Linked DNA regions of Homo sapiens: all the other regions are linked to region 1. A link is a loop called in an ENCODE intact Hi-C map of the cell type or tissue named here. Cell type or tissue: MCF 10A. All regions are shown on one strand. Region 1 holds the start of LOC105377684 (a long non-coding RNA gene). Region 2 has its middle 21 kb from the start of LINC01845. Region 3 has its middle 140 kb from the start of LINC01847. Region 4 has its middle 98 kb from the start of LINC01847. Region 5 overlaps ADRA1B (adrenoceptor alpha 1B). Region 6 overlaps UBLCP1 (ubiquitin like domain containing CTD phosphatase 1). Region 7 overlaps LOC105377684 (a long non-coding RNA gene).

The links. Hi-C counts contacts between places; a loop is a spot of excess contacts. Peaks named below come from ENCODE experiments on the same cell type or tissue, not always from the same donor. Only the 100,000 strongest peaks of a DNase experiment are listed, where the experiment ranks them.
Region 2: it touches region 1 in a loop (5-fold over the local background); 32 of 110 quality-filtered maps call a loop at or near these places.
Region 3: it touches region 1 in a loop (2.5-fold over the local background); 2 of 110 quality-filtered maps call a loop at or near these places.
Region 4: it touches region 1 in a loop (4-fold over the local background); 18 of 110 quality-filtered maps call a loop at or near these places.
Region 5: it touches region 1 in a loop (11-fold over the local background); 20 of 110 quality-filtered maps call a loop at or near these places.
Region 6: a loop joins it to region 1, with 10 times the contacts of the local background. A loop is called at or near these places in 2 of 110 quality-filtered maps.
Region 7: a loop joins it to region 1, with 8 times the contacts of the local background. A loop is called at or near these places in 5 of 110 quality-filtered maps.

The regions. Positions count from the first base shown.
Region 1 is chr5:159,514,468-159,518,467 of GRCh38, forward strand. All of the region lies in intron 2 of LOC105377685 (a long non-coding RNA gene), which reads right to left. It overlaps LOC105377684 (a long non-coding RNA gene), which reads left to right and starts at 1,110. Exons shown (of 20, transcript XR_941139.3): 1 at 1,110-1,617; 2 at 3,817-3,960. RefSeq lists an enhancer at 1,443-1,492. In MCF 10A, a CTCF peak has its summit at 1,539 (motif pointing right); a DNase peak (open chromatin) is centred at 1,564.
Region 2 is chr5:159,442,906-159,446,905 of GRCh38, forward strand. No RefSeq gene overlaps it. Among named protein-coding and RNA genes, the nearest start is that of LINC01845, 21 kb to the right of the region's middle. In MCF 10A, a CTCF peak has its summit at 1,766 (motif pointing right); a DNase peak (open chromatin) is centred at 1,766.
Region 3 is chr5:159,733,783-159,737,782 of GRCh38, forward strand. No RefSeq gene overlaps it. Among named protein-coding and RNA genes, the nearest start is that of LINC01847, 140 kb to the right of the region's middle. In MCF 10A, no CTCF peak of the experiment used is centred here; DNase peaks (open chromatin) are centred at 2,369 and 2,669.
Region 4 is chr5:159,771,508-159,775,507 of GRCh38, forward strand. No RefSeq gene overlaps it. Among named protein-coding and RNA genes, the nearest start is that of LINC01847, 98 kb to the right of the region's middle. RefSeq lists enhancers at 1,530-2,044, 1,966-2,095, 2,045-2,557, 2,206-2,295, 2,973-3,480 and a silencer at 1,746-1,795. In MCF 10A, no CTCF peak of the experiment used is centred here; a DNase peak (open chromatin) is centred at 1,974.
Region 5 is chr5:159,963,656-159,967,655 of GRCh38, forward strand. The region is part of intron 1 of ADRA1B (adrenoceptor alpha 1B); the gene reads left to right. Among named protein-coding and RNA genes, the nearest start is that of TTC1, 43 kb to the right of the region's middle. In MCF 10A, a CTCF peak has its summit at 2,072; a DNase peak (open chromatin) is centred at 2,106.
Region 6 is chr5:159,284,938-159,288,937 of GRCh38, forward strand. It overlaps UBLCP1 (ubiquitin like domain containing CTD phosphatase 1), which reads left to right. Exons shown (of 11, transcript NM_145049.5): 11 at 1-1,099. Among named protein-coding and RNA genes, the nearest start is that of UBLCP1, 24 kb to the left of the region's middle. In MCF 10A, a CTCF peak has its summit at 1,670 (motif pointing right); a DNase peak (open chromatin) is centred at 1,704.
Region 7 is chr5:159,580,094-159,584,093 of GRCh38, forward strand. LOC105377684 (a long non-coding RNA gene) reads left to right here. Exons shown (of 20, transcript XR_941139.3): 13 at 221-342; 14 at 3,507-3,624. Among named protein-coding and RNA genes, the nearest start is that of LINC01845, 120 kb to the left of the region's middle. In MCF 10A, no CTCF peak of the experiment used is centred here; DNase peaks (open chromatin) are centred at 1,628, 2,008, 2,858 and 3,368.

The DNA.
Region 1 (4,000 bases):
CCCTCCGAAGGCGGGGTCTCCTTGTTTGCCTCCAGGGCCCTAACGACTAGGGCAGCCTGATTCCCTGCACAAATTCAGCAACAGACTGCTGAAAGCCATGCTCTTGCACAAGGAAAAGTGGGAGGGAAGGGGATGGATTCTGTCTGAGATCACTGGGTGCCACGCTCTATGATCTACGAGTTGCTTTTAATTTCCTGTGCTCGGCCGCCGGCAGCCTGATGAAATGAAGCAGATAGCAGGGCTTCAGATCTAGCCCTTCCTGGGCTAGGGCTTGTCTGCTTGCTGCAAGGTTATAATCTCCAGACTCTGAAGAGAGAAGAGCTACGTGCACTGTACCCCCACAACCACCCCCCACCCCACCCTGTTGCTGCAGCCTCCTGAGCCAGGGAATAGGCAGAAATGAAGCTGCTTGATGTTGCCTATGGTTCCTAGGGCAGTGGTTCTGAGTTGGCCATTTAGGCTTTGAGGCCAGACAGAGATGGTTTGGATCCTGGTTCTGTTGCCTCTTTGCTGTATGCCTTTAAGGCAAGTTGCCCTAACTCTCTGAGGCTCAGTTTTCTCAACTGTAAATGACGGCTATAAGTACAATCTACTTCATCCAGTTCTTACGAAGATTCAAAGAGAATGAATTCAGTGTCTGAGCTGAGGTGCCTGGGACCTAACTCCTGCTGAGTTGGTGGCAGGCGCCCTGGTTGTCTGTATCTGCCATGTAGTCACCAGGATCAGCTCTCAGCAAAATGGCCCAGTTGGTGGCTTTCGTCTTCTATCTGCTTTCCTTTTAGTACTCCTTTTCCCTTCCAGGTACTGACTGGTCTTACTTCTCCTCATCTCTTTTGGTGTGGACAACAATAACTCCTCTCCTGCTGCTGCTACTATGACTCCCACCACCACGCCTTCCATCGCTTCCATGTTGACTGTGCCAGGCATTGTGCCCTTAATGTGGGCTGCATCAGCTAATCTTTACAGTCACCATTATTTCCACTTCACAGCTGAGAAAACAGAGTCACAGAGAGTCGAGGGGTTTTCCCCAGATTTATAGAGTGAATAATTAAAATGAGCAGCCTGATGGTCATTTACACTATGTGATAGAGACTTAATGGATTATCTCTATCACAAAGTTTGCATTTTCAAAATGCTCTTCAAAAAGAGGTCAGAGCCTAGTCCAAAGGAGTTAATTGATAATAGCAAGTAAATCTTTCTCAACAGGCTTAGGAAAGAGAGGATTTTGTTGAGGGACATGGAATACCTTCATACTACCCTTAAAAAATGAAACCAAGGCCACTGCTTGCTGCATCTGAAATTTAGATCAGTCTTGAATGTGTCTATGAGAGAACAGTACAAATTTCCTTGCTGCATTTCACGAAACAGGTAGCAGAGTGGAAATTCCTGGGAATTATACTTCTTGATGCATGAGATTGTTTAACAAACACGAACTCTCCCCCAGACTTTCGATTTAAAGAAAATCAAAGACCTTCCCTCAACTCAATGAAGTGTTAATAACACCACGGAGTCCTGAGCCTTCGTCCTGAGCAGCTGCAGGGCTTCCCGCCGCCTGCAGGTGTCGCTGGTGGCTACTGACCCATCTGCTGCTTGGCAGGTGATGGGAACAGGAAGAAGGTATGAGTCAACTCAGTTTTTTTTTTTTTTTTTTTTTTTTTTTAGAGACAGGGTCTTACTTTGTTGCCCAGGCTGAAGTGCAATGGTGCAATCATAGCTCACCACAACCTCGAACTCCTGGGCCCCAGCAATCCTTCTGTGTCAGCCTCCTGAGTAGCTGGGACTACAGGTCCCATGCTCAGCTAATTAAAAACATTTAGTAGAGATGAGGTCTCACTATGTTGCGTAGGCTGTTCTCAAACTCCTGGGTTCAAGCAATCCCCCTGCTTCGACCTCCCAAAGTGCTGGGATTATAGGCATGAGTCACTCCACTCGGCTAGGTCCCCCATTATGACACATTCTTTAGCTCTAGGGACTCTTCAGGGATAATCAACTCTGTTCTTTTTGCAGAGAGGGTGCCCAGGAATGGGAAGTGACCAGGTTTAGGTTCCCCATCCATAGTCAGTGGCCTGGCTTGCCCAGAATTTAGTGAAGAAATGTCTTTGGTGGAAATAATCGGAGTGTTGGATGTTTTTACAGCTTATGCTACTGTTAATCAGGGACGTTGACCTTCCTTCCCCTCCCGTTCCCTCTCTCTATCTCTTCTTTTTCTCTCCTCTTTATCTCTTCCCCCATCCCCTTCCCATTTGGTCTTCACAGCAACCAGGTGAGTCTCCAACACTTTAACAATGAGTAGCAGAGGCTTGGAGAAGGACATAATACGCCTGAATCACCTGAAAGTGGTTGACAGAGGAGAGACTAAGGCCCACCAAACATGTCCCTCTTGGATGCTCCACTGCCTTAGTGGGGCTGTCTTGGCTCAGTTACTGATTTGCTAAGTCCTGGAGCAAGTTAAATTACTTTGTTTCTCTGTGCCTCTGCTTCCTTGTCTGTAAACAAGACAGTAACTATAGCTACCTCACAGGGTGGTCATTAAAGTATATAAAGTGTTTATCAGAGTACCTGGTACTTAGCAAGTACTTAAAAAAGGTCTTTGTCCTGACAACACTAACATTGTCATTATGTAGATTGTGTGCCCTCTAACTAACGTTATATGTTGGACTTGAACTTGTTTTGTGCTTTGCAGTGTAAAATATTTGTTTTGCAATGCGAATTTAAAAGCAATCAATTTTTCACTTGTTGAAGATGTTAATACCTAGTGCTGGTGTGTGTGTGGTAATGTGGGAGATAGGCACTTTCATTGGGGCTGCTGCATTCAAACAGTGCCAGCCAAGGGCACCATCACTTCCCCTAGTATTGTATAAAAAGGTGGGCCTGGCCCTCATGCCCCATTCACGGGTAGAACTCGGTGTCAGCTTTGGGAAGCTGACCAAAGTGCCAACTTTGGTGTTGTGCATTAGATGCTCTCGAATGTTCAACTTGAGACAAAGCAGGATAAACAAAGCCCCAGTGTCTAAAGATGACAAAAAGTCACCTGAAGGGATTTGGACAAAGCAGTAAGCATTCTTCAGGGAGTGACAGTAAAACCAGGGAAGGAAACTGAAGATGCCTCATGCTGGTGTGGTCCAGTGGAGAGGGACAGGTTCAGACTATTGCTAGTCGAATATTAAATAGAAGAGTGACCGCTGAAGAAAGGAAACCTTAAAAGCAACCTGCCAATCCTATGTAGATGACTCACAGACCTCCCAGACTTACCTACCCTCTCGATTCCATCCATCCTATTAAGCTTATTGCTCCCCACTCATCTACTGAACCCATTTCATTCGTTCCATGAGGATGATAAGCACATCTTCCTCACAGAGCCGCTATGTGCAACCATACAGAGACCTTTCCTCAAAGGTTAGCACATACTCAAAAAAAGGCAGCTCTTCTTTTTGGGCCTTCTCAGACCAGATTCCTTTGATATTCCTTTGATACAGACTAGGAGACAAGAGGACTGTCTTCATTTGCTCATTAGTCAGCTGTCCTCATTAGCTCTGTAGTCCTGGATAAGGCCCTTAGGACCTTTGAGCCTCCGTTTTGCCATCCATGTGTGAAATGTGAATAATAATGGTACCTGCCTCACAAGGTTGTTCTGAGTATTAATTGGGATAGTGCATAAAGCACTTGGCATGATGTCTGTCTCAGAAGTGGTCTGGAAGTCCCCTTTATAATTGTTACATAACAATGTTATAATTATTACATAATTGCCTCTCTGAGAGTCGGCTGACTTCCACTAATCTACATCCCTGGTGTTACCCACTGGTTTGATTTCCACAGTTTGCCCACCTCTGAGATGAGGAATAGATTCCAATACCCTCCATCTAGCAAGAAAAATGATGATGGGCACACTGGGAGCATTTCCTTTTGCACTTGCCTTGTCCTGTTGCTGTTTTAGAGCTATGTGCTGCGTGCCATTTGCAGGTAAGGCCATTGCCACAGCAAGATTGGGACATCAGGCACA
Region 2 (4,000 bases), 72 kb before region 1:
GAAAACTGTGGGAGTTGTAATGCTTCCCATCTCAAAGAGAAAAAGAGTTCTCACTGTGAGCTGTAAGGCCATCTGTGATATGCAGCCCCAACTCACTGGGATGGCTACATAATTTTGGGGGCCCAGTGCAAAATGACAAATTGGCCTGCAGCATTATTGCCATCTCCCTGAGCACAGAGATTTCTGTCTTTTTGTTTTGGCTTGATGATGGCTCTATCTTCAGTGCCTGGCACCTGATAGAGGCTTACTATTTTGTTGTTAGTGTTGAATAAAAGCATAGTGTTTGAGTCATGATGTGGATGTATTGGTAGGACTTCTTTCAACATTTATTAAGTTTTTTTGGCATTGGGCTAAGGAAGTGGGGTTTCAGCCCTGGCTTCACAGGGGAATTGCTCCAGCAATTCTTAAAAATCCCAATGCCAGGCTTTACTTTGGACTAGTTATGTCAGAATCTAGTGGGGGTGTGTGAGGGGCCGTCAGCATTTTCAAGCTCCCCAGCTGATTTCAATGTGCAGCCAAGTTTGAGGACCGGTGCGCTGGCTCAACCGCACTTGCTCTCAGTGGCTGTTGTGTATTGTTAGGCAGCTTGTTAACTGCTCAGAAGGTCCAGGGCCATTTTCAGATTTTCCAGATTGTTAAATTTGAGAAGGAGGGTCTGTCCTGTTAATAAGCTTGCCAGGGAATTTTGCTTATACCAAAGTTTGCAAACCTAAACTGTTCTCAATCCTATTCATTTTACAGACAGGAAAAAAGAGACAGAGAGAGGTTAAGTAGTTTGCCCACGGTAACAAAGTAGGTAACTGGCAGAACCAGGATTTGAACCTAAGGCTTCTGAGCTTACCTAGTAGCTTCTCTGCTTTTTCTTTTTGTTTTTGTTTTTTTAAGATGGAGCCTCGCTCTGTCACCCAGGCTGGAGTGCCGTGGTGCGATCTCAGCTCACTGCAACCTCTGCCTCCCGGGTTCAAGCGATTCTCCTACCTCAGCCTCCTGAGTAGCTGGGATTACAGGTGCGCGCCACCACACCCGGCTAATTTTTGTATTTTTAGTAGCAATGGTGTTTCACCATGTTGATCAGGCTGGTCTCCAACTCCTGACCTCATGATGTGCCTGCCTCGGCCTCCTAAAGTGCTGGGATTACAGGCGTGAGCCACTGTGCCTGGCGCTTCTCTGCTTTTTCTTTGTGATAAAAATCTAAGTGTGCTCCAGGAGTTGGTTGTGAAAATAAAATAAAGATAAGGTTAGGTGCAGTGGTTCATGCCTGTAATCCCAGCACTTTGGGAGACCAAGGTGGGAGGATCACTTGAGCTCAGGAGTTTGAGACCAGCCCAGGCAACATAACCTAGTAAGACCCCACCCCCATCTCTACAAATAATAAAAAAGATAAGATTAAGAGGATATGCATGTTATATTGTATATTTTGAAGATGGAGAAGTTGGTATTTCTACTCCATGGTGAGGAAACAGGTCCAGCCTGGGGGACTAACTCCCACTCCCAGGGTCTTTGGGGCTTTAAGAGGCAGAGCTGGGATTGCAGATGTGGGCCATTTTCTCCAGACTCTTAGGTTTTGCAGGTGAATCATTCAACACCTAGGGCATCCCAGAATCCATGTTGATTGGTGCCTAATAGGCCTGTAACCAATGATGAGAAAGTGAGTGGCGGGAAGGCTGGCTAGGTGAGTGAGTGAACCAGTGAGTGTGAAGGAGTCATTTGTCTATTTCATGGATTCTTTCTATTTTTCAAGTAGAGTTGGATCACTAGAGGGCAATATCGGCCAAGAGAAAGAAGAATTCTTCACCACCGTTTCTAGGACTGGTGAAGGTAAGACATCTGTGTCTGTGGATTTAAACCAAAAAGGGAGACTCTAATTTACAGAGCAGTTAAAGTGAGCTTTGCTTTCCCCTGGGCTTTCAGGCTGATGAGAACCTTTCTCAAGCCCCATTAACACGTACAGCCACTCCAGACCTTTCTAGACTTAAAACCAACAGGGCAAACGGGAGAGGAGGGAAATCTTGGTTGGCCTGAAAAGTGGATGTTTATAGATAATAGGAGGTTTTAGAAAAAGACATTTTGTAGCTTCTCAGACTTTTACAACATTGATGGGAGTTAATGTTTCGAGAAATGGTATTATGATGAAGTTGTATGCTGAATTAATTTTCCATAAATAAGACCATACATTTCCACAGATTGCTTTGCCTGCTGTATAATGAGAGTGTGTGCTCTTGCTGGATGAGCATTCTCTCCCCTTCCTCCACCTACCGCCTCTTCTCTCCATGAGCCCTAGAGTAAAAGTGATCTGGGTATGTCTCCACTGGTTGTAAGGCCTTGAGTAAGTCACTTAATTCTTCTGAATCTCAGGGTCATCAATGGTGACATTGCAAGTTTGTCCTGAGGTTTAAACACAGAACATGTGGGTCTCCTTGGAACTCCTTTCAAGCTTCTGTTTCTTTGTCTTCTCTTCTCTGCTGTTCCATTAAGCACCAAAAGTTCTGATGTCAAAAGAGCAGCTAAGTCTTTACTGAGAATTCACCAGTTGCCCCTCCCTGGGGCCATCACTAACCCCAAGATGTGCATTTTGGAAGCTATCTGAATTGGAGGGGGCCCCTAAGGAATGAATTTCAAGTGAAAGCCTTTCAGACTCAGCACCTACTCAGTGCTAATAATCATTACTCCTATTAAGGACATACGATGTGCTAAGCATTGTGCTGAAGGTTTTGTAGGCATTACCTCCCTTAATCCTTGCCACAAACCTTATGAGGTAGGTGTTTTGTTACATCTTTTTTACAGATGGGGAAACTGAGGATCAGAGAACTTAAGTAACCTAGCCAAGGTCACACAGCTATTAAGTGGCAAAGCTGGAGTCAATCCCAGGTCTGATTCCAACCCTTATGGTCAAGAAGGGGGCTAGGAATAACATATGTGTATCATTCACCCCATGCCAGGGTGACTTCCATAGAAAGGTTGTATGTCCAGGATACCAGAAGGAAGAGGAGGCCACACACGATAGAAACACCTGGAGACACTTCCCAGAAGTGGGGTCATTTGAGCAGGGCCCTGAGGATTAGTCTGGGTTCTGGCAGACAGAGATGAGGAGGGAAGAGAGTATTAGAGGAAAGACCAAATGCAAAGACAAGGAGACTGGAGAGCATGGCATTTGTTTTGGGGATGTGGATGTATCCAGTAATGTGCCACCATATGAGCGGGTGCTACCTATCATTATTTGCATTTTACACATTAGGAAAATGAGGCACAGAGAGGGTAACTGATTTGGCCAAGGTCACACAGCTAAGTGGCAGGGCTGGAATTTAAACTGCCATCTCTCTGACTCCACTTCCACAGGGTAGAGAGCACATATGGATCTCAATTCAGTCACAACTAAGAGAAAGGCTTTAGTACCTGCGGCTTCTCGGAGGATCCCAGGGCCAGCAGCCCAGCCATGCCAGAGGTTTGCACATCAATATGCCCCTGACCTGGAAATGTAGCGGGGAGAATAGTGGGGACAGGACAATGTTCAAGTTCTAAGACACCAACAGTAAGAATCTACCTTTGCGCCACACCCAGCTTTCTTCTCACTCCCGCCTTGGGATCAGATTACTCTCTTGCATTCTTTTACATTTCATAAAAACTGTTCATTAACCATGTGCCAGACCCTTAAACAATACTGAGGCAGAAGGTTGGTTTAGAAACCTGTGGGAGGTCATGTAGTGAGCAAGTGGTAGATGGAGGATTCATTCCCAGCCTGGGCTGCTCACTGCTGTGCTATTCCCCTCTCTTGGGGAAAAGAGCAGGGGACAGATGAAGAGATGGGCTCTTGTGAAGCCCATCCTGTTTCTCCTAATGGCCCCACAAGGCAGCTGGTTATAGGTGAGGCTCAGGAGCTCTGAATGGTTTACCAGGGCTGGTGGAATCAACACAGGAGTCCAGATCCTGACCCTTCATGCTGCGCCACGTCCACCTGCCCTCAGAGTCTCCAGGCCACCACCTCTCCTCCAGTCTGTCCCCA
Region 3 (4,000 bases), 220 kb after region 1:
TCATTTTGGGAAATAAAATCAATTTTATTTTATCATTTTGGGAAATAAAATCAATTTATAATGCAATATCATTACAGAACCTTAGCTTTAAGGATCCTTAGCTCATGAGGACAATGCACCTTGAGTTTGCATAATAAAATGTTCACCGGCCGGGCGCGGTGGCTCACGCCTGTAATCCCAGCACTTTGGGAGGCCGAGGCGGGTGGATCATGAGGTCAGGAGATCGAGACCATCCTGGCTAACAAGGTGAAACCCCGTCTCTACTAAAAATACAAAAAATTAGCCGGGCGCGGTGGCGGGCGCCTGTAGTCCCAGCTACTGGGGAGGCTGAGGCAGGAGAATGGCGTGAACCCGGGAAGCGGAGCTTGCAGTGAGCCGAGATTGCGCCACTGCAGTCCGGCCTGGGCGACAGAGCGAGACTCCGTCTCAAAAAAAAAAAAAAAAAAAAAAAAAAAAAAAAAAAAAAAAAAAGTTCACCATGATGTGAAGCTGGCAATTGCCAGGGATCATAAATAAGATAGGACTTTTGGGAACATCAGGGAGAAAACTTTAGCTTAGAAACAGTGTTTGCCTTTTGCACTGCTATATGCCTGGTATATCCATGGCCCTTTTCTGTCTTAAGCCCATCCACTTTATTTGACAAACAAATGAAAAACAAGACTCAGCTTTGGATGAAGGAAGGTGGAGAGAAGTTCTGGGAAGGACCTTTTGCTTTCTGGCAGAGGGGGAACAGAACCTACCCATGAGGGCAGGGCTCTGATCTAAGCGCCCATGAGAAACTCATGAAAAGTAAAACCCACTTCCTGCCTGTTAGGGGTTTATGATAAAGTAACTGCATGCAAATAACAGAAAAGCAAGACTGACCATGCAATGCATTTCTAAAGCTATACGAAGGACATACATGGGAGAGGCAGAGTTTAATTTTGGTAACAATGAAGTAAGAGAAAGAATTGAAAATACTCCTGGAAAAGGTAGATTTTAAAGGGTGGATCAACAAGTGAAGATGGCATTCCTGGTGGAGAACCAGGCACAAATGCGGGCACAGAGGTGGGGAACTGCATGCCATCTTGTCTGGTCCAGCAGTTGAAATGTGTTGTCAGGCAAGGTGGGAAGTGGAGACTAGAGAATTAAATCAAGTCTTGATGGTGGAGAGCCTGGATTGTTGGGTCAAGGCTGTGGGATTTTATCCTGAAGACAACAATTGATGTGTTAGAGGGATGGGAGCATCGTGCTTAAGAGTGTGGTCTGTCTGGCACCATGCAGCTGCCCTTGCTTCCAACATAACATCATTTACTTAACGTCTCTGAGCTACAATCTCCTCATCTATAAAAGATAGATGATCATAGTCCTATTTTACAGACTCCTGGTGAAGATTCAATAAAGCAATGCATACAAATGCTTGCACAGGGCTGGCCACACATTAAGCATTTACTAAATGCTCATTTTTAACTTTAAAGGTTTTGACATGGGAAGTGATAAGATCAAGTCTTGTCTCAGGATGCCATTGAAAGTAATGGCAAAAACCACATGCCAAAAACCTGCATGCCAAAACAATTAGGTTGGTGCAAAGTAATTGAGGTTTTGCCATCGAAAGTAATGGAAAAAACTGCAATTACTTTTGCACCAACCTAATTGTTTTGGCATGCAGGAGAGGCTGATCTAGATTTTGGGGCCAGCCAAGGAGAAGCATGTGAAAAATCTGTAGCTGGGGTTGGGCCCAGGAGGGATACCACAGTGGAGAGTCCTGGGAAGAGGCAGCCAAGGAAAGAATAATTTGCTTTGCTTCTCTTAGAGGGAGCAGCTTCTCTTCTCGAGGGAGGGTAGAAAGAACCTCAGAGGGTCCAGAGTATCACTCAGGAGCTACTCAGCCACAGGGGCAAGGATAAAAGCAACAGCTTGGACAAAGTCCTGGAGGTAGGATGGGATGTGTGGAATAGCCACTGCAAGACAAATGCAATTGCTCAACACCAATGCAGTATCCTGGTACCAACACTAAAGGTGTCCAGAGGGTGAGACTGGCACCCTATGTACTGTACTTGTCTCATTTATACCAAAGCCTGCAATGTCCTCCTTGGCTCCTCTGTTTTTACAGATTCTACTTCTCCCTGCTTAAGTCACACGTCCTCCTTGGGACCTTTCCCAACAACTCTAGCCTATACTGAGCTCTCCCTTCTCTGAACTCCAGAAGTACTTGAGACAGACTCACTCTGTTCAGCAGCTAGTTGTTCTTTCAACTACAAAACAGGAGAAAAAGTACATAGAGGTTTCTCATGTACATTAAATGAAACAATCCTTGTAACGCACTCAGCATAGTACCTATTGCCTCATCAGTGCACAGTAAACATTAGCAATTCTTCTGCTGTTGCTCCTCCTCCTCCTGCTTCACACTGACATTATTATGATTGCCTAAACACATATGGTAGATGACATCTTTGGGAACAACACACTCCGGGAGACAGGGGTGCGTGGGCCATAGCTGTTATGCCCACTCTTTCTCTCCCACTCAGGAAAACATCCTAGAGAACGAAGTGAATGAATATGACATTATTATTGCGATAACCTTGAATCTACTCTAATTCATGTTTGTTTTTTAAATCATCTGTCAATAATATTGGTACTTTAGCTTCATGAGTCACAAATTACTTGTGGTACAACTCATAATATATTGTGACTCACCAATGTACCGTGGCCATGAAGGTAAGAACTTCTGCTTAAAGTATTAACCTATGTTAGTTCAGCCTTCCTGGCTAGACTGCACACTCAATGAGAACAGGGACCCTAGTCGGCCCTGCTTCCCACCATGGGTACACAGCAAGTGCTTGCCAGCTAAGCTCTTGATTGTCATGTGCTGATACACTGATACCTAACAGCACTTCTAGAAAGGTACTGGTTGCTTAAAACTGGCACTTTCATAGTTATGTCTAATTCTGCCCAATTCCTGTGAAAATCTCTGTGAAGGGAGAACATTTCATCAGGACTTTTCTGTACATTCATCAGAACTTTTTGGGGTGCAGGTGACAGAAACCTAATTCAAACTTCCCTCAGCAAAAAAGACATAAATTTTTTCATATAATTGAAAAGTCTAAAATTGTAGTTAAATCCAGGTGAGGCTGAATCCAGATGCTCAAATCATATCAGTGTAAATGTGTTTCTCTCAGTCCCTCAACTCTGCTTTTCCTCTGAACTGTATTTTCTAGCATGTTCTATGCTGCTTGTGGGAAAGATAAGACACCAACGGCTCCAGGCTCATTTCATCAGCTTGACAACAGCCAGCAAAACCCTGTCACTTTCCTAATCACTTCAGCAGAATCCCAGAGCTGACACTCATGGATACAGAATGGGTCACATGTCTATAACTAAAAACTTCCTGTGACTTAGTTTGACCAGGTATAAGTCACATGCTCGGCTTAGGGCTGGGGTAGAACACATACTATCTAAAACAACAGGTTTGGGAGTTCAGCAAGGATGACTTCCCAGAAGATAATCTTGATGCAGTTCCTAGAGGTAGAAAAAATGGATGCTGGGCAGACAAATATTTTCAACATTTGGTAAGCCTGGGTGAGGCGTAATGGTTATGTGTAGAAGCAAGAACAACCGTTTCCATGTCAACTGCTGTCCCCATGGTGAGAAAGACACTGACCCATTGCATCATCTGTGGACAGAGGGTGGCCTTTGCAGACAGCTCTGCGCCCTGACTTTGGTGCCAGCATTGCAGAGCTGCAGTTTCAAGGCTCTCGCAAGCAGAGACTGATCCCATCAGAATGAAGAGAAGTTAATGGCATCTGCTGAGCTTCATAGAGAAGGGCTTTGCATGTGGGTGAGCCCGGCTTACATAACCAAAATGGGGGGCATCTGGAAACAGCTGCTAGCCAGTTAGCAAGAAGGTGAACACACATTGTTCTGGTGTGATTAGTCTGTCTCAGGAATTGCCTTTTCATGGGGCCCTAAAGAAGACAGTAACTGCTTACCCCATCCCACCTCCATGCTTGGCTTTCTCTTT
Region 4 (4,000 bases), 260 kb after region 1:
GGATGTGGAGAAATAGGCACACTTTTACACTGTTGATGGGACTGTAAACTAGTTCAACCATTGTGGAAGTCAGTGTGGCAATTCCTCAGGGATCTAGAACTAGAAATACCATTTGACCCAGCCATCCCATTACTGGGTATATACCCAAAGGACTATAAATCATGCTGCTATAAAGACACATGCACACGTATGTTTATTGCGGCACCATTCACAATAGCAAAGACTTGGAACCAACCCAAATGTCCAACAATGATAGACTGGATTAAGAAAATGTGGCACATCTACACCATGGAATACTATGCAGCCATAAAAAATGATGAGTTCATGTCCTTTGTAGGGACATGGATGAAATTGGAAACCATCATTCTCAGTAAACTATCACAAGGACAAAAAACCAAACACTGCATGTTCTCACTCATAGGTGGGAATTGAACAATGAGAACACATGGACACAGGAAGGGGAACATCACATTCTGGGGACTGTTGTGGGGTGGGGGGAGGGGGGAGGGATAGCATTAGGAGATATACCTAATGCTAAATGACGAGTTAATGGGTGCAGCACACCAGCATGGCACATGTATACATATGTAACTAACCTGCACATTGTGCACATGTACCCTAAAAGTATAGTAATAATAAAATTAAAATAATAACAATAATAATAATAATAATAGGCACATCTCATTTTCTCCATACCCTATTCTTATTCTCTAATCTTGGTGGGTAATAAGTTTTTCAGACACTTCAGTCCTTGCAAATGGATGCAAGGCCTAATATACAGTACACATTTATCCCTAAATGGTGTCCCTATTTTTACAGAAAAGCAAGGCTCAGAGAGATGGCATAACTGATCCAACTGAACTCCTTTTAACATGCTAACCTCTACAGGTAACAAATGCCAGCCAGGACATTAGCAAGAAGCACTGGCTTCTAACCATTTTGGTCATTTAATAGCTATGTAAGCACTGGACTTTTCCAACTTCTGTGAGCCTCTGTTTCTTTCACCTGAAAATTGGGTATAATAATGGCACCTACCTCCCAGGGCTGGTGTAAGTCTCCAATGAGATATACATATGGAAAGCTAAGGACACTGCTTAGCAATAAATGCTCAATAAATATTAGCTGCTACTATTACTATTATTATCCTACTGTAATAGGGTTACTATCATTAGCCTACATTATTACTATTTTATATTACTCTAATTACTATTACTACAGTTCTTATCCTACTGTAATAGAATTCTATCGCTCCTATTTCTTTAATTCTGAGAGAGTCAGGTTGAGATGCTGCCCTAATTATCTGTGTGTTCCCAGTATCCAGCATAACAGATACTAATTTAAACGAGTGAGGGTGTGGGTGGATGGATGGATGGATGGATAGATGAATGGATGGATAGATGAACTGAGACAGGTAGAGAGATGGGATGTAAATAAATGTGTGCTATGGACAGGTGGATAGAGGGGACCTTAAGTAACTTAGTATGTCAAATGCCTGAATAGGAAGGCCGGTAGGTGGTTGGCAGAAGAGTGGACGGGTGGATGAATGATCGAACGGGTGGATGGGTGGGTGGGTGGATGGATGAAAGAGAGGGGTCTTAAGTGACTTAGTGTGAGAGCCTGAATGGCTAACGGTAGAGCAGGTGACTGAATGAGGGGTGGACGGACGCCCAGATGCCTGCTTCCTGGCTTTTCTCCCGCTCTGTCTTCACAGCCTGCCCTTCCTCGGCTCCAAGGCGCCCCCGAGGGGTGAGCTTCCTGGGCGCGCTCCGCAGCGCCCTCCGCCCCTAGCTCGCGGGGAGGGCGTCGCGCGGCTGTTCAGCGGGGCAGCGGCCTAGCGGCGCGGACCTGGGTCTCCTCCCTCGCACCGGGCCGAGCGCCGGGCTCGTCTGCATTGACGTCTGCGGCGGCGGCGGCGGCAGCAGCCGGGCTCTCGGGAGCCTGGGTGAATTATGATGCACATCCACCGCGGCTGCTAAAAAAAGGGCAGTGACTCACCACCGGCCGCGGAAACTTCCACGAGCGCCGGCCGCAAAAAGGCGGGGGCGCCAGGCCAAGGGCGGCTGCGCCCGGGGCGCGCGGCAGCAGCCAGGTGTGTCTCGAAAGCAAAACGGCGAGGACCGTGGCGCGGGGTCGGGCGGGAACCGGAGAGACCTGGGGCCTGCGCCTCGGCTGCTACCGGCCTGGGTTCCACAGCTTGGCGCTCAAAGCCAGCCCTTGCCCGGAAGAAAAAAAAAAAACAGATGTGATGTGGCAGGTGACAAAGGGGAGAGCAATAGCTCATACTCATCGCTCTACTACATGTGCTAAGGTCATAATTCACTTAACCCTCAAAACAGCCCTGAAGGCAGGTCACGTGATTATCCCTGCTTTACAATGGGGATACTAAGGCCAGAGAGAGAAAGGGGCTTGCCAGCGGTGGCAGAGCTCTCAGTATACCCAATAAAATAGTAATGTGGCAGCACTGTGGAATCCCTGCCGTGTGCCCAGGCCTGTGCTGGTGCTACAGAGATGGACAAGAGTGGTCCCGCTGCGAGGAGCTCACCGTATAGCACTCTTTCTGAGATATGTCCAGAAGCATTTACCTGGGGGGACTCAATTCCATCCCCTTCCACCCGACAAATATTTTCGAGCTCTGCTGTGTGCAGAGAACAATGGCAGAGGAGACAGAGGGTTACAAAGGTGACTAAGGCAGCCTTAATTTATTTTTTGTGCATTCACCAAGTAGTTAGTAAGCACCTACCATGTGCCAGGTGAGCGAGGTAACACTGACCTGTCCCAGCTCTCATGGAGCGCACGTTCTAGCAGGGAAGACGGGTAAACAAGGTGTGAGAAACGCTACATTAGGGGGCTGGAGGCACACGCAATACAGCGAAGGAGCACCCAGCCTAACCTAGGCAATCAAAGAAGGTTTCCAGGTGGCAGTAACTTTGAAGCCAAGGCTGGGAAGCTAATTGGAAGTTAAGCATATGGAGAGGAGGTTCGGGAAGAGAGTTTCACTCAGAGAGAACAGCATGTGCCTAACCCCAGAAGTGCCAGAGATCATGACGGGTTTGAAAAACTGAAAAGCATTCAGTATACCTGCAGCAATGGGGGCAAAGGAGGAAAAGTGGAAAACAGGAAGCTGGGAGCGGGTTCACCCCAGGCACCTGTTTGAGGGCTAGCGACTTAGCCAGAGGGCAAACGAGCTAACAGCTCAGACAATAGCCAGCTGCATTTACAAGGACAGAGGGAAATCAGTTCTATTGGTAACAAAGCCGGCAGAATGAATGCCCTACTGGTGGGAAAGGAAGATCAGGGAGAGCTTCCTGGTGAAGGAGGCATTCAGGCTGTCCCTGGTTGATAGAGTTTCTGCAGAAGAGGAAAGGAGAACAACTAGGAAGAGGCATGGATGCCATAGCGCCTCACCCAGGCCCTTCACGGATCCTCTTGAAAGGCCAGAGAGCCATTTGCAAGACTAGGGCTAATGCAGTAAGCTTCTTCTAGGGTCTGGGGTATGGGCGAAGTGGCCTTCAATGAGCTCCATGTGAAAAGGAGGCACAGCCCTGGTCTTTAAAGAAGCTTCTTCTATCCATTGGTGCTGGCAACCGAAAAACGGAATTCATGTAATTATTCTACAATATGTACTGAGTATTTACTGTGTGCCAGGTGCTGTGATAGGCACTAGAAATTCATTGGAGGGCAATAACAGACATGGTACCACTTTCATGGAGATTAATTCTGGAAGGGAATAGGTCAATTTTTAAAAAGACACAAATAACTGTGAAATTCCCACCATGAGAGTGCCCCCAGACACAGGTAAGTGGTCTTATGAGAAGGCAGGTGAGGACTGCTGTATTCTAAAAGGCATGGACAGGATGCTTTAATGATGTAACAGTTGCGCAGGATCTAAAGGATGAGAAGAAAGTAACAAAACATGGGTGAGAGGGGCAGTGCTTCAGGCAGAGGGGACAGGCCAGGCAAAGCCCTCAGGGAAAGGCCAGTGTGACTGGAATAAAGAATG
Region 5 (4,000 bases), 450 kb after region 1:
AGAGTCAGAGCTTGTTAAATGGTAGCTGCTATTCTACAGACATGCCCTGAGGTTTTGATGAGTGGCCCTCAGGTTCACGGAGTGTTGAGACCTCCACTGTTCATTGTTCACTGTTCAGATTTGTTGAATGTCAGCTTAAGGATGACCTGCTGGGGCCATGTCCAGCCAAGAAATGTTTTTCCCTGTGTATATCCTGCTCAATGTGAGCCTTTGACCCTTGCACTTCTCAGTCCCTCTAAATCGCCCTTGGGCACTCAAAGACTAAGTGATGTGGGTGGGCTCACGGCAACATCTGTTCCTCGATTTATCCCTCCTCCCCTCACCACCCCACCCCGGAAAAAAAAGAATAAAATAATAGAAATGCTTCCCACATGTGGTTTCCCAGGGCTGCACCTACATAGCAGGAGAAATTCACTATGGATTTGGGTGGTGTGCAAGATTGAAATGACATCTAGAGATAGCACAAGAAACCGTGAGTCACATATTCAGTCAGTCCATCACTGAGCAAATATCTATTTCAGCACCTACTACGTGTGCCAGGGCCTGGGCTCTCCAGAGACAAAGTGGTTCCCTGTTCACTTCTCTTTCAATCCTTTAGGTTCCTCAGAGAGCAGTGCCTCTCAGTTTAGGGCCAAAATGTCTTCAGCACCTCTCAACCACTGCTAATCTCCCTTTTCGAGAAAGAGGGAGCAGGCCTCATTCACACCACAGTCTGGAGCTATCCAGGAGGTACAAACATTGTTTTGTTTTCATCTTATTTTCTCCACCATGATGTTTTATTTATAGTAAATGATGCAAGTTTTAAAATAGTGATAGAAAGCTTCCTTCAAAAGAATTGAGATACCAAAAACTAATTGACGCAAAGAAAAGCGCTAAGTAAATGGTGGTCCAGGTGGCAGAATGATGAATGCTTAGCAAGCTTTAGACCTGGGATGGGGGAGTCTCAACCCTTTGAGGGTTACTGATCCCCTTGAGACCATGACGACAGCTATGGACCCTAACCAAGAAAATATAGGAATGTTGCCCACAATTTTAGCAGGTTCAGGAACCACGTGGAGACCATAATTCAGCTGGTATTGGAAAGAGCAGTAGGGTAAGTCTCAATGCCCACACAGCACATAGACCTCATCCTCTTCACCACCTTCTTCATCTTGGTAGCAGTGGTACTGGTGGTAACAGCGGTGCTGGCAGTTGTAACAGTAGCAGCGCTCAAAGCAGTCATCATAGCTATACTTATTGAGTGCTTTCAATGTGCCAGGTACTTACCAAGCCTGAGCTCACCTCATCCGTACAGAAAATAATTATTACCCTCCCAATTTTCCAGGAAACCAAGCCTCACCAAACTTAAGGATCTTCTCCAAGGTCGCCCAGCTGAGAATGCCAGGGCTAGGGTTTGAACCCAGATCTACCTACCTGTGATGTCTGAGCAGGTCCTTAACCACTAAACTCCACTGCCTCAATAAATATTTGCTGAAGCAAATGAATGGCAACTTGAACAGGTCGTGGTGGCCACTCTGCCATTCACCAGTTGAGTGACCTTGAGTGAGTCACTCCCCTCACCCTCACTGGCCCTCCATTAAGGAAGGAGGCTTCCCAGGCCTGGCGAGCCATGATTCCAAGAGGCAGGGCAAGGAGCATCAGGAACATTCCATGAGCAAGGGAAGCGGAGGCAGGCTCAGGGCCAGGCTCGGGAACATGCACAGGGGGTTAGTGGCATTGTTAAAGAGCCCAGCGCAGCCCTGACTTCCAGCACAGAGTGTCCAGGCCTTCCAGGAACCCACACTTCCTGTTGTATTTACTCCCCTCACCCAGCAGCTTCACCCACCACACTCTTCTCCAGTGACAGGTCTGTTTGGCTGCCCAGGGGAAACGATCCCTGCCACACATCCTCTTACATGCCTAACAGGCTTAGCATCTTGTTACTTAACGACAGCTTCTTGGTTTCCACCAAGGCAGGCCAGTGCAGCAAACGGGACCCCCCTAATCCCAGCAGCTACTGTGCTGGCAGAGGAAGAAGGAGGAAGGAGGGGGTCGAAAAATTTGTGGCATCTGTGGCAGCCTGGCGGTCCAGTCCCTGACCCACACTGCCCCGCTGTGGTGAAAGTCTAGGGAAGCAGGCACGCCCCAGCAGGGATGGGCAAGGCTTTGGTCTCTGACTTCATGAGGGATCTGAATTTATTTATTTATTTATTTATTTTTTTGACACAGACCAGGCTGTAGAGCAATGGAGCGATCTCAGCTCACTGCAACTTCCACCTCCTGGGTTCAAGCGAGCATTTTGGCTAATTTGTGTATGTTTAGTAAAGACAGGGTTTTACCATGTTGGCGAGGCTGGTCTCAAACTCCTGACCTCAGGTAATCCGCCCTCCTTGGCCTCCCAAAGTGCTGGATTACAGGTGTGAGCCACCATACCCAGCCAGAACTCTGAATTTTAAGGCTGAAAAAGACCCAGCTCACACCACTCAATTAAAGAAAGAAAACAGGCACAAAACTGGAAAGCAGTTCACCCAAAATGATACATGTAGTAAAATAGACCCCAAATATGTTTCCTAAAATTAGATTTCCAGCCCAATCAGGGATTTACAGGGACAATAATTATTATTTAGTTAATTACTATTCATGCAGAGTTGACTGAGTGACAGACACCTGGGATCCAGAGTGCTCATAAGGACTCTACATGTTTTTACCTTGCTTAATCCTCACAACAATCAGAGAGGTCAGTACTATTATTAGCCCATCTTACTGATGAGGAACTAAGGCTTAGGGACAGTATGAAACTGGCCCAAGGTCACATGGCCAGAGCCAGGATTCTATTCCAGGGAGTCCCATTCCAATAAAAAAGGGGACTCCCTGTCAGAAGTCACTGAGGACTTGTTCAGGGTGCAAAGGAGGACAAAATAAAATGAAATGCAAATGGAACAAGAGGGCAAGATCAGTGTTCACCTACCAAACAAGTGAGGATTAAAAAGGCTGAAAGAGCCCAGAGGTGGGGAGTTGTAGGGAAAATGTCAGATTCAGGCACAGTTGATAGGTGGGTAAATTAGTACAACCAGTTCAAAAGGCAATTTGGCTGTCAGGGCTTAAATGTGGAAATGACCCAGTGATTCCTCATGTGAATTTATTGCACAGAAACACCCAAATGTGCATGAAAAAGTGAATGCATGTGGCTTTTCATCACTGCAGTCCGTAATAGCCAAAAATTGGAAATCACCTATAGAGAAGGCATTAAATAAAACTACCATCTATCCAGACAGTAGGATGTAATGCAGCCCTTGTGGGGTGGGGAGAGAAGTGAAATAGCACCACGTACTTTGACAAGGAAATATCTTTTACATACTGTAAGCAAAGAGAGCAATTTGGGGAAAGGTATGTGCAGTATGACCCCATTTTTTTAAATCTGGAAGGATTCCAAATAAAACTGTTAACTCTGATCCCTTCTGCTTAAGTGGAGTATTTTCACTCTAGACTTAACAGATTTTTTGTAATACGTATTTTTTAAATTCAGCATGTATTACTTTTGAAATAAAAAAAATATACAAATCTGGAGGGGAAAAGAAAAGAAATGAAGATATAGCTCCTTTCCAGAAGGAATTTACAATCTGGGTGATGAACTAGGATTCAGCCAGACCTGGGATGGCTTAACATGAAAAAGCAAACAATAAAATAACAAAATATGATCTGCTTGTATGAATTCTATGGGGTACAGAATAAATAAGTCCATCTGAGTTGAGTGGGGCTAATCAGAGCTGAGTTCCTGGAAGAGAATGGGTCAGGATATAAAGTATATTTAGAAAATGGTCACTATTTATTATTTTCAAGATGTCAGACTCTGTGTCAAGTATTTTACATGGATATTTTCATGTGTTCACAGTAACTCTATGACATAGATATTGTCCCCATTTTACAGATGGGAAAATTGAGGCTGAGATGGCTAATTAACTCTTCTAAAGCTGAACAGCCAATAACTCAAGAGAGGTTTCAATACGGGTCTGTGTCATCC
Region 6 (4,000 bases), 230 kb before region 1:
GTTATACTGGCAGTTATTGAAGATACTTAAGATCCAAGAACTTCTTGCTTTTATGCTAGAAATCATTATGATAGTGCTGGACACTGAAGCAAATACCATACTGCTTATACTTGGTCTTCCAGTTTTTTGTAAATTTAATTTTATATTTTTTGAAGATGATAGCAATATGCTAAAAAATGCTTGTCCCCTATATGAATATTCTGTTACGCTTGAAAAATATTTTCTCCAGCGTTGGTTACTGACCACCCCACCCTCCCACCACACACACACACACACACACACACACACACACACACACACACACACAAAGTGGAGAAAAATGTATACTCAACAATGTCATTTTGTGACTTTGGAAACAAGTTATGTTTTGTGTTTTTGTCTCATTGTGTTATTGTCTGACTAAATCTAAAACCAAACCCATGTTGAAACTAGTACTTTTCCCTTTAAAAACAAACCAAAAAAAAAAACAAAAAAAAACTTTTTAATTAAAGAACCTAGTTTGCTATGCTTAAAATTACCAAGAATTTTTTATTTCTTTGTCATAGACACAATTTCTCTTCTGTATGCCACTAGTTACATTTCTAAATTCTGAGCGGTCTCAGTTAGGCCTGTATGTGTGTACATGTCCAAGTAAAGCTGGAAAATGTCAGTCTTGACACAGCTGTGTCTTAGTATGAGAAACAGAAGACTGAAGAATAAAAACTAAGGAACAAGAATGAGTCTCTTTTTGGTGGCTAAGTAGAATCTTCCTAAAACCATTGTCATAAAAGCAGTTAAAGGCAATAAATTTTTAAAAGGGACATATCACTGATTCATTCCTAAAAAGCATGAACAAAAAGTTTTTGTTCTGTTCCAGCTATATCTTGTCTAAGTGCTAACACTGTTTCAGTGAAAATATCTAGCCATAAGATTAAAAAAATATATTATTTGCAATGCTTAAGCCTGCAGATACGTAATGTGACCACTGTTTTGTGTTGACAATATTGCTTTATACAGTTCTTGTATTTGAAAGGAATTGATCCTTTTAAAGAAACATGGTGTATATTGTTCTTACAGGACTAATTTCAGTGGTGTAAATAATAAATATCTTTTCTTAAAACATTCGTTATCTGTTCTATATTACCACATATATTTTACCTCTTTGTTGAATGACAAAATGAACATTATATTCAGGCAAGGATCTCTTGCAAAAACTTAAATGTGTATGGTGATGTTAAAGGTGTGTATATCACTATTTATACATTCAGGAGTAGTTTTAGCAGCTAATCAGATACATAAAATTACTTAATTCTAATAAGTACCTTTTTTCAGAAATATATACTATTTTCTTTGTGACAGGTTTTGAGGATATACAGTGCAGAAGAGTTTGAGGACTCTAAAGTGATTCAATTAAAATATATTTCTTAATTATGAAGTAAAATTTAAATATTTAAGGATAGAACAGAAATTTTAGAGTATTCATTTTTCATTGGTACATTTTTCCCACTGTAAAAGACAACTTATTCCAAAGTACGCACGGAAAGGGCTTAATCTTCTCAAGAAAATGGAACACTTAAACTATTAACATAGGTCAAGAACGGGCAGACATTTTCGAAATCAGTATAAACTAAAATACAAAAGTTAGCAAATCACAGGGAGCAAAGTAGAATTTTACAAAAACATATTCTGCCATTAGGTGGTGCCCAAACCAAAGCTTCTTAGCTGCTGTGCTTAATTAAGCCACTCCGGAGAACATTGTCATTGAGCTTGTTGAGATAACGTGCTATATGTGATTAATACCATTATAGAGTGTGGGAGTTTTCATTTGTCTTCTGCATCTCATGGCTTATTGAACAGCTCCATCTCTATATATCTATGTGTGTGGCACACACAATTGAATCAATAGATCACTTAATTTGGATGCATATTTTGGTGAAACCACAAATTATTTTTATCAGATACATGTGTTAAGCATTAAAACAGTATTATACGAAGTATATTTAGCCTAAAAACTACAGAACATCAGTAAATCTTTGATTCAGAGGGAAGTTTCTAATTTCCCCTCAGGTCTTTGTTACCGAAATCAGTTATTGGACTAATGATACCTATAGCAGCTCTTCAGTGTAAAAGGTAAGGAATGGAAAAACAGGTTGTTACAGTAAGCAACTGAAACTTATTTTTTATTCATGGAAAGTAAAATAGTTCCTTGAGAGGAAGAGGAACTACAGGATAGGGACTGGGAAAAAAGGATATGCAAAAAAACGCAGATTAGTTGCATTTTAGGTTATTGCTTGGTTTTTAGGTATTAATAACAATTGGGTGGTCAGAATGGTAATAAAACATGAATAATAAACGGTTGAGTTTTCTCATCCCAAGTACTCAACAGAGCTCTCTCAAGGGACGAACTGTTATGGTCTCCAATGAAGTATTTTACATCAAAATTCAATCTTCTTATGAACTAGCCCAAGAAATGTCTGTGAAGATTAAATGCTTAGATATTTATGTAAAGATTTAGTTTTGCTACGTGAGTCTTGGTGAGACATCTGAATATTTTAAATTTTTAATTGACAGTTGTTTATGGGGTACAATATAGTGTTTTGATACATATATCCAATGTGGAATGATTGAATCAGGCTAATTAGCATATTCACCTCAAATATTTATCATTTCCTGGTAGTGAAAACATTTTAAATCCTCTTTTTTAGCTGTTTTGAAGTATACGTTATTATTAACTGTAGTCACTATGCTGTGCAATAGATCACCAGAATGTATTCCTCTTATTAAACTGAAACTTTGTACTCTTTGACCAACATCTCATCTTTCCCCATCCACCACCACCGCCCTCCCCAACCTCTGGTAACCGCTTTTACTCTCTGCTTCTGTGAGTTTGACTTTTTAGATTTCTACGTATAAGTGAGATAGTATTGTGTCTCTCTGTACCTGGCTTATTTCATTTAGCATAATGTCCTTTAGCTTCATTCATGTCACAAATGACAGAATTTCCTGAGTTTTTTAAGGCTGAATAGTATTCATATATATATACACCATATTTTAAAAATCCATTCATCCCTTGATAAGTACTTTGTTTTTTTCTATATCTTGGCTATTGTAAATAATGCTGCAGTGATCCTGGGATTGCAGGCATCTCTTCAGAGTGCTTAGTGTTTAAATCTTAAGAGAATCTTTTTGTAATCAGTTTCATAGATTTAGCAAAGACTTCTGAGAAATTAGTGCCTTATAAGAACTGAAATCAATACGAAGCATCCTGTAGGGCTAAAAATGGTGTCAGTTATCTAGTAATGTCAATGAGCTTCCATGTAAAGTGTTTAAAATCTTGCACACCTCCCACATTAATAATTTCGTAAAAACACTTTGGAAGTAAGCAAGCACTTAAATGCAAACATAAGGATATTTCCTGATATGAACTGTTACTCATTAAAATGCTGGTTTGCTTCCAAAAAGCTTTAAAAGCTGAACTTACAGCTTTTAAGAACATTTGTAAACAGTAGAAACAAAACCTTAAAAATATCAAAAACAAAGACTGCTAAGCTTTAATGATGTTTCCATAAACCAATATGGCTATGATGAACACACATTAGTGTATGTGTATAATTTGTTACACTAAAGGCCAAACTGATGACTTTTCAGGAATCTAGAGGTAAATCAATTATTTAATTGAATACAAATCCCTCTTACTTTTATTCCCAGTTCTTAATTCTCTGGAGCACTGATTGCTATTACTTCTTGTTGGATAATCTGTGAGGAGAACTGCTGTAGCTTCCTAAATAAGGCTTTTGAAAGAGCCAGTGGTTTGTCAGAAAAACATGTGACTAAAATCCCTCTTTATTGGCAACAGGACCTTGGGCAAGTCACTTCAACTCATTTAACTTTTGCTTCCTTCTACTTAAAAAAATTCTGCACCTGTCTGCCTTTCCCATAGGCTGTGGCAAAGTCAAATGAGACAGTTCCCATGGAAGGACTTGGAAGCAGCAAAGGCTTATATGAATGTCAGATGTTAAAA
Region 7 (4,000 bases), 66 kb after region 1:
CTAAAAGCAGAATGGCTGGATAAAAGACTACACACATGTTTAATCTCTTTGATCCATATTGCTAAATTGTCCTCCAGAATGTTATTTCAATTTATACTTGCACCAGTGCGTGCTGCTGCAGCCATTTTTGGTTCAATAGGCACCAAATTGCTCTAGGGTTGGGTGTCAGAATCTGTCCTATGTCTTAAAATAAAACAAAAAAAATCTCTATTGCTTCCAGCTCAAGGTATTAATGCTTGAAAGATATTCCATGTTTGAAGGGATTTTTGTGGTGCTGGCCTACAAGTTGACCTTTTTGACGTGAATAAGAAACATTCTTCAAAACTGTGGTTGACATCCAAGGTAGGAATTCTGGCACAAGAATCTTTCGAGTTCCATTTCTCCTTGGTGTGATAAAAGGTAACTTACAACCCGAGTCACATTAAGCCCCTAATACATGTGAGCTGGTGTTCCAGGCCACATCTTCTGTCTGTCTCCAGAGAGGATTTTGTTTTTTGTGGCACACCCATCACCTGCCACACTCCACAGCCACACCGCACACTCCACAGTTTCAGCTGCCACCTAGTAGCAGCCAGACTCATGAAGCCTTTTGGCACAAGGCCTAGGTTTGCAGCATCAGGGAAGCCTTCTGGGGTGACCATGTCGGGAAAGGGAGGTCTGATGTTGAAGCCAGGCACCCTTGGATATGAATCCCAGTTATATCTATTAGTTGTTTTCTATCTTGTTAGGTCATGTAACTGCTCTGCCTTCACTTTCTTGTCTGTAAAATGGGAGATTTTTATAGCTAGCTCAGAAATTGTTGGGAAGAGTAGTGACAAGGCCCAGCAGATGCTGAAAAATAAAGCTGGGGAGTGGGAGAGGGTCTGTGGAATTTGGGGGGCGTCTGCCCTTGCACTTCAGCCCCGTAAACTCTGAGACCCTAAAGTCTCAGAGTTAATCACAGCTCAATACACCAAATTAATCATAGTCCTTTATTTAAGAAGGAAGAAATAATGAGTGAGTTTAATTTTCCAATCCCACTTTAGGCGGTCAGCTCTCAACCCTGAGTTCTAGTTTGATTGCACTGTGGTCAGCTCTCAAGTAGAGGAAGATAATCATGGGTAAGGCGTGCTGCAGGGCCTGTTTTCTGCAGATGTCTTTCTCACTAGCCGAATGTTCCACCTGAAATTCCAGCATGTATCTTGTTGTCTCCAAGATGCCCTTGTTAAAATACAGATATCTTTAAGGGAAGCTGCTAGACGTTAGCACAGACTCTGGAGTCAGATAGGCTGGGGATAAATTCCCGCTCCCCGACTTGTTAGCTATGTGACTTTGGAAACATTACTTCACATCTCCGTGTCTCAGTTCCTTCATCTGTTCAATGGAAATAACAATAGTGTTAAGGGGAGAGTAGATGAGATAATGTCTGGGACAAGATAAGTGCTCAATTAAAGTTAGCTATTGTTAGTAGCTATTACTAAACCCTGAGAAGAAGGGGTAGGTGGCGATATGACTCCACCAAGAATATGCTTAAGTTTCTCCTTCATCTGGGTCAGTTTCCATAGGCTTTGCAAAATAGATGCTATTTCACAAATGAGGACAACTAAATCTCAGAGAAATTAACTGGTTCTGAGTCACACAGCTTCATCAGGATGCCATGAAGAAACAGGATACAATGCACACTCTCCTTTAGCTGTGCCACCAATAACCCTCCTGCATAACTTCTGGCTTCCTAAGAGAGGACTAATGGTTGTAGCCCCTGAAATCCACCTACACACTCTCCCTGAGATAGTCTGTAGTGGACAGCTCCCAAATGCTTTCCATTTTGAGGAAAGACAGCTTGAAGAGCAACTTGCAAATGCAAGGTCAGATACCAAGCCCAGAGGCCGTACGGATGTCACACCTCAGTTCTTATGGTGATGACTTGGCATTTAGAGATGAAAAAATCATCTCCAAGGCAACGTAGGTGACTTATTTACAGATGATTAATCCCATTGTATACTACTGCCAAATCCACTTCTGGCTTCACGCCTGGTGACATGGGGAAAATACCACGGCTTCTTCGTCTTGGGTACATTTCCATCTGCTGGGCATTCTCTGGGTTCCAGGGGGAGGTGAGTCAACAGTCTGTCAATGCTATGGATTTAGTGTCTTGATGTGGGTTCTAATGAGAGAGTTTTTATAATGTTTCACGCCCTCCCACCCCTGCCAGCCACAATGGTAATATCAAACCCAGAGACCAGGAACAGAGGAACTTGCTTTCTTCCAGCTTTTGATCTTCCACCTAATATGATCAGAGAATTCTTATTTCATTTAATATATCTTTCATAAGTGCCTACTCTGCACCAGATACTGTCCCAGAATAGAAGAAAGTACACTTCCGGAAAATTTGCTATGATCATGAAGAAACTGAACTCAGACAATAATAATTATAATAATATCTCCTATTTATTAAGCATTTGCTGTGTGCCAGTTGCTGTACCAGGAACATCACAGTTTATCCTCCCCAAAGCCCTTGGCTGTAGGTCCTATGGTATCCCTGTTTTTCTCTTAATAAAGATAAAACACAGAGAGGTTAAGAAGCTTTCCCAGGATGGCACAGCTGGGCAAGTGGTGGAGTTGATTTTACGCAAACACAGTCAGTTCTCATTATTTGTGGCAGTTATGTTCTATAAAGTGGCTGTGAGCACTGAATTAACAAGTACTAAACAGTTGCTCCTACAGGAAACACAGGGTTAGATTCCTTTGAGCCTCTGATCAATATATAACCTTGTTTTAATTATGTTTTGTTTAAAGATATCTTATTCAATATACACTTTTGATTCATTAACACTGAACTTATAGCAACAGCACTGTGACTCATCCCCAAATGATGCTTCTCTTACGCATATATTTTGTCTGTAAGGCACACAGCAGCCTTCTACTTAGGATCACTTTAGCACTATGCTTTGGGACCATTTTAAACAACAAAATCACCATCATGAAGCATAAAAATGAGAAAAAATGGGGCACTAAATAGACCACAAAAGAGACACTTGTTCTCAGGCTGAGAGCTGAAATGAAAAAAGCAGAGTGTCACTTTGTTGTCCCACCTCAGCTAGGAATGCTTGTGTTGAGTGACTCAAATTTTTTGCTGCTCTAAGAATACCTGCAAGTGACCACAAATGTGCCATGAGTGTTGATCTTAAAGTTACAAATAAATTTTAGCATGTAGAGAAATTCCATTCATAAGGAGAATTGGGTATAGTCTTATTCCAGAGTATGTTTTTACTCTTATTCACACTTTACCCCCCTGTGGTCAGCAGCCTCTAAGATAGCCTTCAGGGATCCCCACCTCCTGGTCTTCATGCCCTTGGTAACACCCTTGGTAATGCCAATCCCCTTGAGTATGTGCCAGACCTAGTGACTCATTTCTAATGAATAGAATGTGGTATAAGGTCATAGGATATCACTTTCAAGGTTCAGTTACAAAAAAACTATAGCTTCCATCTTGGACACTCTTTCTCTTTTATTAATTTTCTGGGAAGCTTGCTGTCATGTTTTGAACTGCCCTATGGAGAAAGCAACATGGCTAAGAATATGAGAGAGCCAACAGGACAATGAGGACCTCAATACAGCAAGAAACCAAATCCTGCCAACAACCATGTGAGTAAATATATCCTCCCCCAGTCAAGACTTCGAGTGAGATTGCTGCCCTGACCAATACATTAGTTGTAGCCTTGTAAGAAACCTTAGAACCAGAGGCAGTAAGCTAAGCCATGCATAGATTCTTGGCCCAAAGAAACTATAAAATAATAAGTTTTTGTTTTAAGTCACTAAGTTATGTTTTAAGTCACTATGTTTTAGGGTAATTTGTTACAAAGCAAAAGATAACTAGCACAACTGCCTTCTCACATGCTACATTTATTAGATTGCATGGAATTATTAGCTACATTCTTTACAATGCTCTACTACATCTAATCCTCACCATGACCTGGTAAATTACTGATATTATTCTCATTTTGTAGATAAAGCAACTGTC